Linked DNA regions of Homo sapiens: region 1 is linked to region 2. Evidence: chromatin loops called from intact Hi-C (ENCODE). Cell type or tissue: A673. All regions are shown on one strand. Each heading gives the region's core, and the rest is flanking DNA. Links, peaks and the distances in the headings are about the cores only.

Region 1 (5,384 bases), core at 242-5,241, 56 kb before region 2:
AAAAAAGTAGGTGAGCAAATGGCTTAGTCAGCTCAGCAGTAACAGTGGCACAGAATTGAGTTCCTGAGCAAGTACTTTGGACAATTAGCAACTATCTTTTGTCCACATGGAGATTACTGAGCTTATGATAACCATTTCAAAATGGGCACAGTGCTGGCTAGTAAGAAGCATTTAGTCTAATAACAAGAGAGGTGGCACATATATAAATGCCTGCAGATTCCTGTCATGAGTGGAGGGCCAGAAATGGCTTACGTACTTGAGTCTGAATCAAAAGAAAGTATTTCACGGGAAAAGGCATCTCACTCTCAATCTCCCAAGCCAAATAAGGAGATAGGTTGCTATTACAATTTGTATATAGGAGAAAAAACGGATAGTGGCTAGTTGGATGGATGATGGATAGATGGATAAAGGATGGATGGATGGATGACGGATGAATGGATGGATGGTGGATGGATGGATGGATGATGGATGGATGATCGATGGATGGATGGATGCATGGACAGATGGATGGATACATACATGCATACTTAGGATATATAATAAATTGTATATTTAATAGTCATTAGCATTCTAATATCTATTGGGTGAACGGAAAATTTGTAGAGGAATATGTACCTACATTCTTTGCATTCATCAGCTAAGTTAATTGTCAGCAGACTCTTTGGGAAAAAATTAGGAGCACAGCTAAGGTCAGTATAGGATGGAATGTCTAAAGGGGTAGGGGAGATATATCAACCTTAATTGTGTACTTTTGGATAACCGAATAGGGAGATTCTTAGAGAAGAAGATGGAGGGTTCTCAAAAATAGATGATGCATGTGTATAAGTGTTGGTGTCTGTCATCAATTAAACAAAATCCAGAATGTACCAGGTTGAGAATGAAGAAAATGAGAATGAAAAGGAAATGCAATAGAAAAGAAATTAGATCAAATATAGAAGGAATAGTAGATCAAAATTAGGAAAAGGTATTCATTGTCCAAAGCATGTAGATACTAGCACTTGCATAGCATTGGATCCTGTTAGGGTTAAAGAAAGAGAATCTCATGCTCCCAGAGCTATCTGGTGAACGTCCCCAACTGTACATGTGGAGCTCTGCAGGCCCCACGTCTGCAATAGTACTGTAGACTACATCTCCGTCCACAGCCAGCCTCGGCATGTTCCATTTACACCACATGGAGAAATAAAATGTATTTCTAATCGGCTTTCTAATAAGTACTAATTAGTCCAGGCCTTTGTGATCCATAAAGAGATAAAGAGTGAGCTTGCATCCTTCCATCAAAGCGCTGAAGCTGCAGCTGGCAAAACCTCATGCTGCTTTTCCTGCCTATCTTAAGGAAGAAATTGAAATTAGCTCAATGAAAAAATCTCATTTAGATTTTGCTAATATGTATTAAAATCCAAGAGGTAAAACCGTGCAAGCAACTGTGACAGAGTTCCCAGGAGTGGTCTGAGGGGGACCAGCTTGGGGCAGCATTCGAACAGTCTCTTCCAGGAAGTCACATTTAAAACAAGAGCATTAAATCGTGACGGATGTACAGCATCAGCCATTTTGATGCATCTTTGCATTAAAGGACACGATAATACCTAAGAGGTGGGGAGAAAGTCAATGCACCATATTGATTATTATGAATACAAGAGTTTTAAAGTTAGACAGGGTTTTGTAGTTATAAGATCCAAAATGATCTTCCAGCTGAAGTATTATTGCAAACACCACCAAGACAATATCCAAGACCAAGGGAGAGAATTCAGAAAGCAGGCTGCCGGGCCCACAGTCCTTGTGCTTCAATCAGGCACCAATCCAACTCCATCAAAGTTAGACAAATTATCCCAAGGTCTCCAAGCACCTTCTCCATTAAGTGAGCACAGAGACACTCATGGTTTTCAGTGCATGAAAACTCCCTGGGAAACAGCTGAGGCAGATTTTCTCTTGTTTCTGCTTTTACCTGGGTCTTAGGAAATGTTTCATGTTTTCCCCACAGCAGTTTCCAGAACACAACATTTCCTCAAGGCTACTCTAGGGCTGTCCCACTTCCCATTTCATGTCCAAGGTCATAAAGTATTCTTAATGTAATTGTAACCATGATGTCTTGTGGCCAGGCTTGTCGTGATTCAAAACAAGAAGTGTTTAGAAATCGTTTGCCATGTAGTAACAAAGTCTAACGCATCTTTCTTTGTTATTTGTAACAAAACTGTTCCGGAAGGGGATGTATAGTGCATAGGATCTGTACAACATAGTGCTCAAGCCTTAAGTTAAAATGCATTAAAATGGGCTGGGCACGGTGGCTCTCGCCTGTAATCCCAGCACTTCGGGAGGCCGAGGCGGGCAGATCATGAGGTCAGGAGATCGAGACCATCCTGGCTAACATGGTGAAACCCCGTCTCTACTAAAAAATATATATATAAAAAATTAGCTTGGTGTGGTGATGGGCGGCTGTAGTCCCAGCTACTCGGGAGCAGAGGTAGGAGAATGGTGTGAACCTGGGAGGTGGAGGTTGCAGTGAGCTGAGATCGTCTCACTGCACTCCAGCCTGGGCGACAAAGCGGGACTCCATCTAAAAAAAAAAAAAAAAAAAAAGCATTAAAATGAAATGAATCTTGAAGTTAAAGACACCGTCATAGGAGGTCTGTGAGAGCCAGTTGCTAATAGCAAGGTGGGTATGGAGGATAAAGAGTAGCAGAAGATGAGATAAAAAGGTAGGTTACCCAGATACTGTGATATAAAGCATTTTATATAAAAAGGAGGGTCACACAAATATTGTGAAACGCTGAATTTTATATTGAGAGATGAAAAATCCATCTGGAAATCAAAAAGAGAAAAAAAAAAACCCACATGAATGGAATACATCTGAGGGGGTGAAGAGTATGGCAGGGGCTGAGAAAAGAAAATAATTTTGATAGTGAGCTTTTTAGATTCCTAAGAATGAGAAGAGATAAGCAGGAGAGTTAGGAGGAGGAAGCTGGAGTCCTATCCAGATTCAGCAGGAAATTATTTCAGCCTAAACTAGAGACACAGTGGAAGTGAGAAAGAAAGCACTCGGTTTGTAAGATTTCTGTTCAGGAAGTGGAGTGAGGGTCCCGTGGGAATGAGTGTGGCCAGAGGAGGAAATGGAGGAATAATAGATGATTGCAAGCCCCCAGGTTTGGGAGGCGGGGAGGTGTTATTGACAGTCAGGAAGGGAAAGAAGGTGTCTTAAAAAGGAAACAAACAGGGTTCATTTTTAGGTTGGTTATTTGATGTATGAGGAGAAACATTTAAAAGTCAAGACTTAGGGGAGGATGTGTCTAGGAAATCGAGGGCAGAGGGGATTGCTATACCCATGGGATGACTCCGTTTACTCCACAAATGTAGAAGAAATGTCTTCAGGGCCAAATTTCACTGGAGGTGAAAACATGAAGAACATGAGTACGATTACCTGGGAGTTTAGCAGACGGCTGTATCATCCAGATTTTGTTTTCAGTGCCTCTACACCTGTGTACCTTCCAGAGCATTCGGTTGATTCATGAGGCTTGTAGAATCTGCTTTTTATAAATTAAAGGAATAAATCTTTGGTGATTATAGTAAGGAGATAATGGGGAGGATAAGGAGAGCTCACAGATACAACATAGGACAAAAGTCAGAATTTTCACATGTCAACACGAATGAAACTTTACAAATAACTACAGGGAAGGCAGAATAGAAGGGAGACAAGATTTGGGCAAGGCAAACAGAGGGCTGATTTTGAAAGTACAGAGGAAGTGGTGAAAACAGTGTGACAGAGGAAGAAAGGATGAGAAGAAATAGACAAGCGCTGCAAAGAAAATGGAGGAGGCTGGGAGCAGTGGTTCACACCTATAATCCCAGCACTTAGGGAGGCCGAGGTGGGTGGATCACTTGAGTTCAGGAGTTTGAGACCAGCCTGGCCAACATGGTGAAACCCCGTGTTTACTAAAAATACAAAAATTAGTTGGGCATGGTGGCATATGCCTGTAGTCCCAGCTACTCGGGAGGCTAAGGCAGGAGAATCGCTTGAATCCAGGAGACTAAAGTTGCAGTGAGTCAAAATGACACCGCTGCTCTCCAGCCTGGGTGACAGAATGAGACTCAGCCCCCTCTCCCACCCAATAAAAAGAAAGAAAAAGAGAGAGAGAGAAAGAAAGAAGAAAGAAAGAAAAGAAAGAAAGAAAGAAAAGAAAGAGAGAGAGAGAAAGAAAGAAAGAGAGAGAGAGAAAGAAAGAGAAAGAAAGAAAGAAAGAAAGAAAGAAAGAAAGAAAGAAAGAAAGAAAGAAAGAAAGAAAAAGAAAATGGGCGAAATGTCTAGAGAATCAGAGGTAAATGTTTGGAGTAAATGACACCCAGATGGCCAGGGCCACCTCTCCTTTTTCTGGAGAAACAAAGGCAACCCCTATCCTATTCTTATCAGCAGCTAAAGGCAGAATCGATGCAAGAAGATTCCACAGGAAGGGAAGTTCCTGATTCTGATTTGTGTACTAGGACTAGAGGTTCATATGAGCAGGGAATTGATAAATAAAATGATCAATAATCTAGAAGTGAACATAATAGATAGCTTCAAGAGGCACAGATGCGCAAGCCTATTGCTGAAGCGGCATCAAACATTTCTGAGATTCAAGAAAATAACCATTTGGGTCTCATGGTGGGGGCCTGGGGATGCTGGAATTTAAATAAATGTCCCAGATACTGATCCAGAGAGAAAAGCAAGATTTGAAGATCATCAAGAGAAACAAATCTGTTTACCTCCATTAACCTCCACCCCCTTTTCTCCGTCACCCTCTTCTCCACATATATACGGGGAAAAAGACTCAAGGGGGTCCCAGCAGGTGGTGATTTCTTGAATGGTGTTCATTTTCTACTTGCATGCTGTGGCCTTATTTTAAATTTGAATTACTTTGTAAGCAGGAAGAAAAATCATTATTTTTAAGTCATTAAGAAAGCCAGATAACTTTGAAAATTAAGCCAAATGAAAGATCGAGCTATCTTAATGCCCAAATATTTCAGCAGCTATTCCTCTCAAAAATCTTTTTTAATGTTGTTCCATACGAGGTGTGGCATTTTTGCCAGGAGGTAAGGATTTTCAGGGATTATGATTTCAAAATACTAAAAACAACTGCTATTTATTAAAAAAAAAATTTTTTTCCTCCATGACAGGTAGCATAGGTCTGGGATGAAGAAAGTACTCAATAGCTAATTACTGGGTGGAGTGGAATTTTAAATAGAGTTGAATTATAGGGATATATACTCTGCAGAGAGCAAAGATCTGGCATCTATTCCTAGAAAATCTCATGGAGGCTCTTCTCTTTGGGTGGGAGGTAACGATTCCCTGAAGATCATCTCCTATTTGGGAAGGTCTCTGTGTGTGACCTCTTTGGGCAAATATACCTTCTGGTTTT
Region 2 (5,384 bases), core at 280-5,279:
GAAGTACCACATTTTCTTTATCCATTCATCTGCTTGTGGATACGTAGGTTGAGAAACAGTATATTTTTGTCATATTACTTCTGGCCATCTGAGCAAGTACTGTCCATGTAGTTTCAGTAAGGAATCAAGTAAGTTAACAAGTAGAAAATGAAACCCAGGAAAAAAGATTAAAAGGCACTGAAATGCTTAATTCTGAAGGACAGAGGCTGAAAAATAATTTCATAACAATCTACACACGTAACATTTACACAGAGGTTGATGACTGATTGCCACCATTGTCATATAATTGAATGTCTACTCCACACCTAGTACAAGTATGCTGATCTGGCTCTGCTAGGAACACTAGAGGATGAATTTAAACTTTATTATTTGAATTTCTGGCTAGTTATCTATATGAAATCTGGAGAATAAAATAATTGTTGAGCACTAGAATGGTTTATGCCAAATGAGAGCTTCAGAAAGTAAACTCTATTCCTGAGGTCCATTTCAGCACCATTCTCTATCCCACTCTTTTCTTTCCTCTATCTTCGCTGTATTGTTCCATGCACACTGCCCTTTTTTTTTTTTTTTTGGTTTCATGCCCTAACCTATTTCAAGGCATAACCTAAGTCCCACCATATTGAAATTAAATAATTTTCACCTTTGAAAAACCCCTTCAATAAAGCAGAATTTTGGAATTTATAGATCTAACATCCATACTTTCAACTGTTTGCAAGAGATTTCAATTATTTTTACTTTTGTTGGGCATGAATTAGATCCCATGACATGCAGGAGGAAATCACTTCCTGGTGAGAGAAACTAGGCCACTGTTGAACATCTACAGTTTAATGAGGATTTGTTGTTCTCTACGCATCTTTGTGCATGCAGTAACATCTGAACATAAACTTTGGAATTTTCAAGTTTCTTAGTTTGTATCTCTGGCAAATCTCAAGGATCTACTGTACCTAAAGTCTATCTTACAATATAAATCAGAGTCTAGAAAGGCTATAATCTGAACACTCTTCCTTAGGAATTCTGGAATCTCATGGCATGCTTCTGGTTCTTCCATTTACATAGAAGACCATTTCGGACAGTGAGAAATACACTAAAACTTCATTTTGACAGTTCCTGGTTAGTTAAGCCAAAAAATTGATGGGAAAAACTTGTTTTGGGGAGTTTAGGGTCAGTACACAATAATAGGTCCAATAACTCTACCAATTCTACAAGATGAAGAAAACACCATGAGAGTGCCCTCATACTAAAGGATGAAGAAGGATCCCAGCTCTGAACCCTGTGAGAGACAGTGGGAAAGAGTTCCATATTCAGTCATGGAGAAATGTCAGAGAAGGAGAGGTGATCATGCAGGAGAAGTGGGATCATGTCATAGAAATTTCCAGAGTTCTGCTCTATGGAAATGTAGTCTAAGTCCTTTAAAAATGATTTCTTAACATAAAAAATAAGATTACTATTCAGAGGCCAAAAAAATTGTTACCATTATTGGCGAGGTAGAAGTTTCTAATCTATATGGTGAGCAGTGGGAGGTGACATTCTTTGGATTAGAATAAAACTGACTAATTTTGCAAAACTATTGGATTGACTAAAAGACAAAGTAACAAGCATAAACGTAATAGTGATAACACTCATCCCTGATTGAGTTCTCTTTATGAATCAGCACTATACACATTATCTCCTTTAATCCTCCTAATTACTGTTTGAGGTAGGTACCTTTAAGCCGTTTTACAGAGCAGAAAGCCAAGACACAGGAATTTAAGGAAATTTACAATCAAAATTACACAGGGTGCAAGTAGTAGAGTTAGAATTCAAGCCTACATTTGTGTGATTTCAAACCTTGTATTCTTAAAATTACTATGTCCTATCTCTTCCAGAAAATGACACAAAGGCAAGGGAAGACTCTTGTGTTAAAGAAAAAATCCCATGTAAATCTCTCATATTAGAAAAAACTAAAAACTGGCCACCTGATGTCAGGGGTGGGGTGGAGTTGAGACATAAGAGTGAATCCTCAGGGGTGACTTTAGTTAGAATGGAATCCAGCCTCGAATTCCCAAATGATAGGGAGGGCCAGGAAACCTAAAGTTTCTCTTCTATTTTTCTCTAATTATTTAATGTGTGGCAGGTGATCTACGTGTGGTAGGTTGTAAGTTCTTACTTTGTGGGCAAGTGTTCAGTCTATAATAATAATATTTTTAAAAGAATATTCAACCTTCAATTGATAGATTCTCATTCCTGTAAGACAAGACATTATGGCCTTGCAGAAGCAGAAGTCAGAATACTGACCACAGTTAGTGTCAAAGGGCTTTTCAGTTCCCAAAGAACTTGAGTTTTAGTTACATCCTCATATGTACTACACTTGACCTTAGTTATCTAAAAGGATGAGAAGCGACTGTATCCTCATATGTAAAAGGCATATTCAGGAAGAGACTCTTAAATTCCTTGGACAACAAATGTTTTCTCCTTTGAATAGCTATGACCTTCACCCTTACTTTTAATTGTAAACTTTTAGAGCAAACAAGACATAATCAACTCATGATCCAAACTTGCAAACTATGCATATGTAGATTTATGTAAATAGCCATGCAAATCAGGTACCACCACTGGGCTTCTGGGAGATTGCAAATGGAGCCCTTGGTACAGTAGAGGTCAAATATCCTTGGCTTAGAGCTCAATTCCACATGCAGATTTTTACAGGACAATGGCAGCCCCTAAACGCAACAGTCTTTAAATGCTGTGGTAATTCCATGGTTGAATAGTTTTCCGTCATAATTAGGAAGGGGTGACCTGGTTCAGTGAAAAATGAAGAGCAGAATGAAGTTGTGCTCTAATATTCCAGTTTATTTAAGTTTGATACTTATTATCATCCCTTCTCCTGCCTTCCTCATTTTTTCACTGTCCATTAAGGGACCTCAGCTGGCATGGAACATTGCTTTCCTATTTCAGCTGCCTTTGACTGGGATATTGAATTTCCCTAACTTACCTAAAAGATGGGACAGCCCAAGGCCACTATCCTTGAAAATGCCTCTTGCCTTGAAGCGTGGGTACCTTCCCTGAGATGCTGCACCAATGATGCCAATTAAATTATCAAAAACTACAGGAACAAGAGAATCTTCAGTGACTATTACCACCACTATTACTAAGAGCCACGAACTCTTAACTCCGAATAATCAACAAAGACCAGAGGATCTCTCCAAAAAGGCCATTAGACTTTGGAATATCCTTGCAGGACCTTGCTGGACACTCTTGGGACCAGACTATTACTAGTTTCTCTGTCCTATGGCAGAGGAACGGGACTGTGGAGTCCGTGGGGGTGATCCTACCAAATGTTAGACTTGGAGAGATAACAGAAGCCAGAAATGTCCTCGGCCATCCATGTGTGTGCATTGGCTATTCCCTTCACAGCCAGGGTTTTGTCCTCTTCTACTGCAGAGTTCAATTGTAGAAGGTAGAAGTTCCCATGAGATTTGGTGAGTCGTGGGAGATGGCATTCTCAGAATTGGGATATAATTGACTAATTCTGCAAAAGTACTGAATGGACTAAGAAATAAGGTAACAACCATAAAGGTAATAGTGATAATACTCATCCTTGATTAATCTGTCTTTATGAATTAGCACTATACACCTTACCTCATTTAATCCTTCTAACTGCGGCTTCAGGTAGGTGCCATTAAGCCATTTTACAGAGCAAGAAATCGAGGTACAGGGAATTTATGCAACTTACTAATCAAGAATTACATGGGTTACAAGTGGTAAGAGTCACAGGTCAAGCCTACATTTGTGTGATTTCAAAGCTTGCTTTTTTTTTTTTTTTTTTTTTTTTTTGAGACGGAGTCTCACTCTGTCGCCCAGGCTGGAGTGCAGTTGCGCGATCTCGGGGCTCACTGCAAGCTCCTCCTCCCGGGTTCACGCCATTCTCCTGCCTCAGCCTCCGGAGTAGCTGGGACTACAGGCACCCGCCACCATGCCAGCTAATTTTTTGTATTTTTAGTAGAGACAGGGTTTCACCGTGTTAGCCAGGATGGTCTCGATCTCATGACCTCAAGTGATCCACCGCCTCGGCCTCCCAAAGTGCTGGGATTACAGGCGTGAGCCACTGTGCCCGGCCTGTTTGTTTTTGTTTTCAGGACAAGGTCACACTCTGTCGCCCAGGCTGGAGTGCAGTGTCACCTTGAACTCTTGGACTCAAGAGATCCTCCTGCCTCAACCTGAGTAGTAGCAGGGTCTACAGGTGTGAGTCACCAAGCCCAGCTTAAAAGCTTGTATTTTTTTTTTTTTTTTGAAACGGAGTCTCGCTCTGCTGCTCAGGCTGGAGTGCAGTGGCGCGATCTCGGCTCACTGCAAGCTCCGCCTTCCGGTTTCACGCCATTCTCCTGCCTCAGCCTCCCGAGCAGCTGAGACTACAGGCGCCTGCCACCATGCCCGGCTAATTTTTTGTATTTTTAGTAGAGACGGGGTTTCACCGTATTAGCCAGGATGGTCTCGAACTCCTGACCTCGTGATCCGCCCGCCTCGGCCTCTCAAAGTGCTGAGATTACTGGCGTGAGCCACTGCGCCAGGCCAAAAGCTTGTATTTTTAATCATTATTCTCTATGTCTTCCAGACAATGATCCAAAGTAGTCATTTCGAGTAGTCGGACTTCGAACTTCACCAATACTCCCTGCCCACCAACAAATCTCATGCAGGGAAATTTGAACAGTTCCTAATGCTGGCCACTCCAAATCTACTGCCACACAGCCCTGCCTCCTTTTCCCCAAGCACTTTGTCCTACAGCTTGACACAGCAAGAATATTCCTGTTCCCTTAACGCATTTCCAGGACCGTGGCCAATGGCAGACACCAGGTCATTAAACCCAGTCACAGCTGAATGACTAAAGAGAGGACATGATAGCTTTAATTAATTTTTGCAATTGAGCCCTGTGTTTCTTGAATAAGATTATTACTTCTGAGTTCCTCTCAATTCCATATCGAAAAAACTCAGATCAAAATGCCAATTTCCTTCCATGAAATGGTCTGGAAAATAACAGAGATAAAAATCTGAAAGTATTTACAAATATCGATTGTTAAGTGGAGAAAAAGAAATGAGTGAGTTTGGAATTAGCCAAAGTCCGTGAGGAGTTTCTGAAAAAACGTAATCTACCAGGAGAAAAGCTGTGGTTCTAGTGATGACTAAATTATGAAAATAAAATTAAAAGGGGGTTGAGATACGGATGGGGTAGGGATGTAAAAAGTAGAAATTGAAGTTTGCTTTGTTTAGTACAGAGAGATAAGGATTTGGGGAAGAGGGGGATGGGATAGGGGACATTTTCTTTAAATGAGACAAGAAAAAGTAAACAAGTTATGTCATGTACAGAAAGGAGAAATGAACCAACATCCAGCTTTCAGTTTGCTGGCTAA

The links. Hi-C counts contacts between places; a loop is a spot of excess contacts. Peaks named below come from ENCODE experiments on the same cell type or tissue, not always from the same donor. Only the 100,000 strongest peaks of a DNase experiment are listed, where the experiment ranks them.
Region 1: it touches region 2 in a loop (2.9-fold over the local background); 1 of 110 quality-filtered maps calls a loop at or near these places.

The regions. Positions count from the first base shown.
Region 1 is chr10:33,416,465-33,421,848 of GRCh38, forward strand. No RefSeq gene overlaps it. Among named protein-coding and RNA genes, the nearest start is that of NRP1, 84 kb to the left of the region's middle. In A673, for the core only: no CTCF peak of the experiment used is centred there; a DNase peak (open chromatin) is centred at 3,067.
Region 2 is chr10:33,472,290-33,477,673 of GRCh38, forward strand. No RefSeq gene overlaps it. Among named protein-coding and RNA genes, the nearest start is that of LINC02628, 130 kb to the right of the region's middle. In A673, for the core only: no CTCF peak of the experiment used is centred there; no DNase peak of the experiment used is centred there.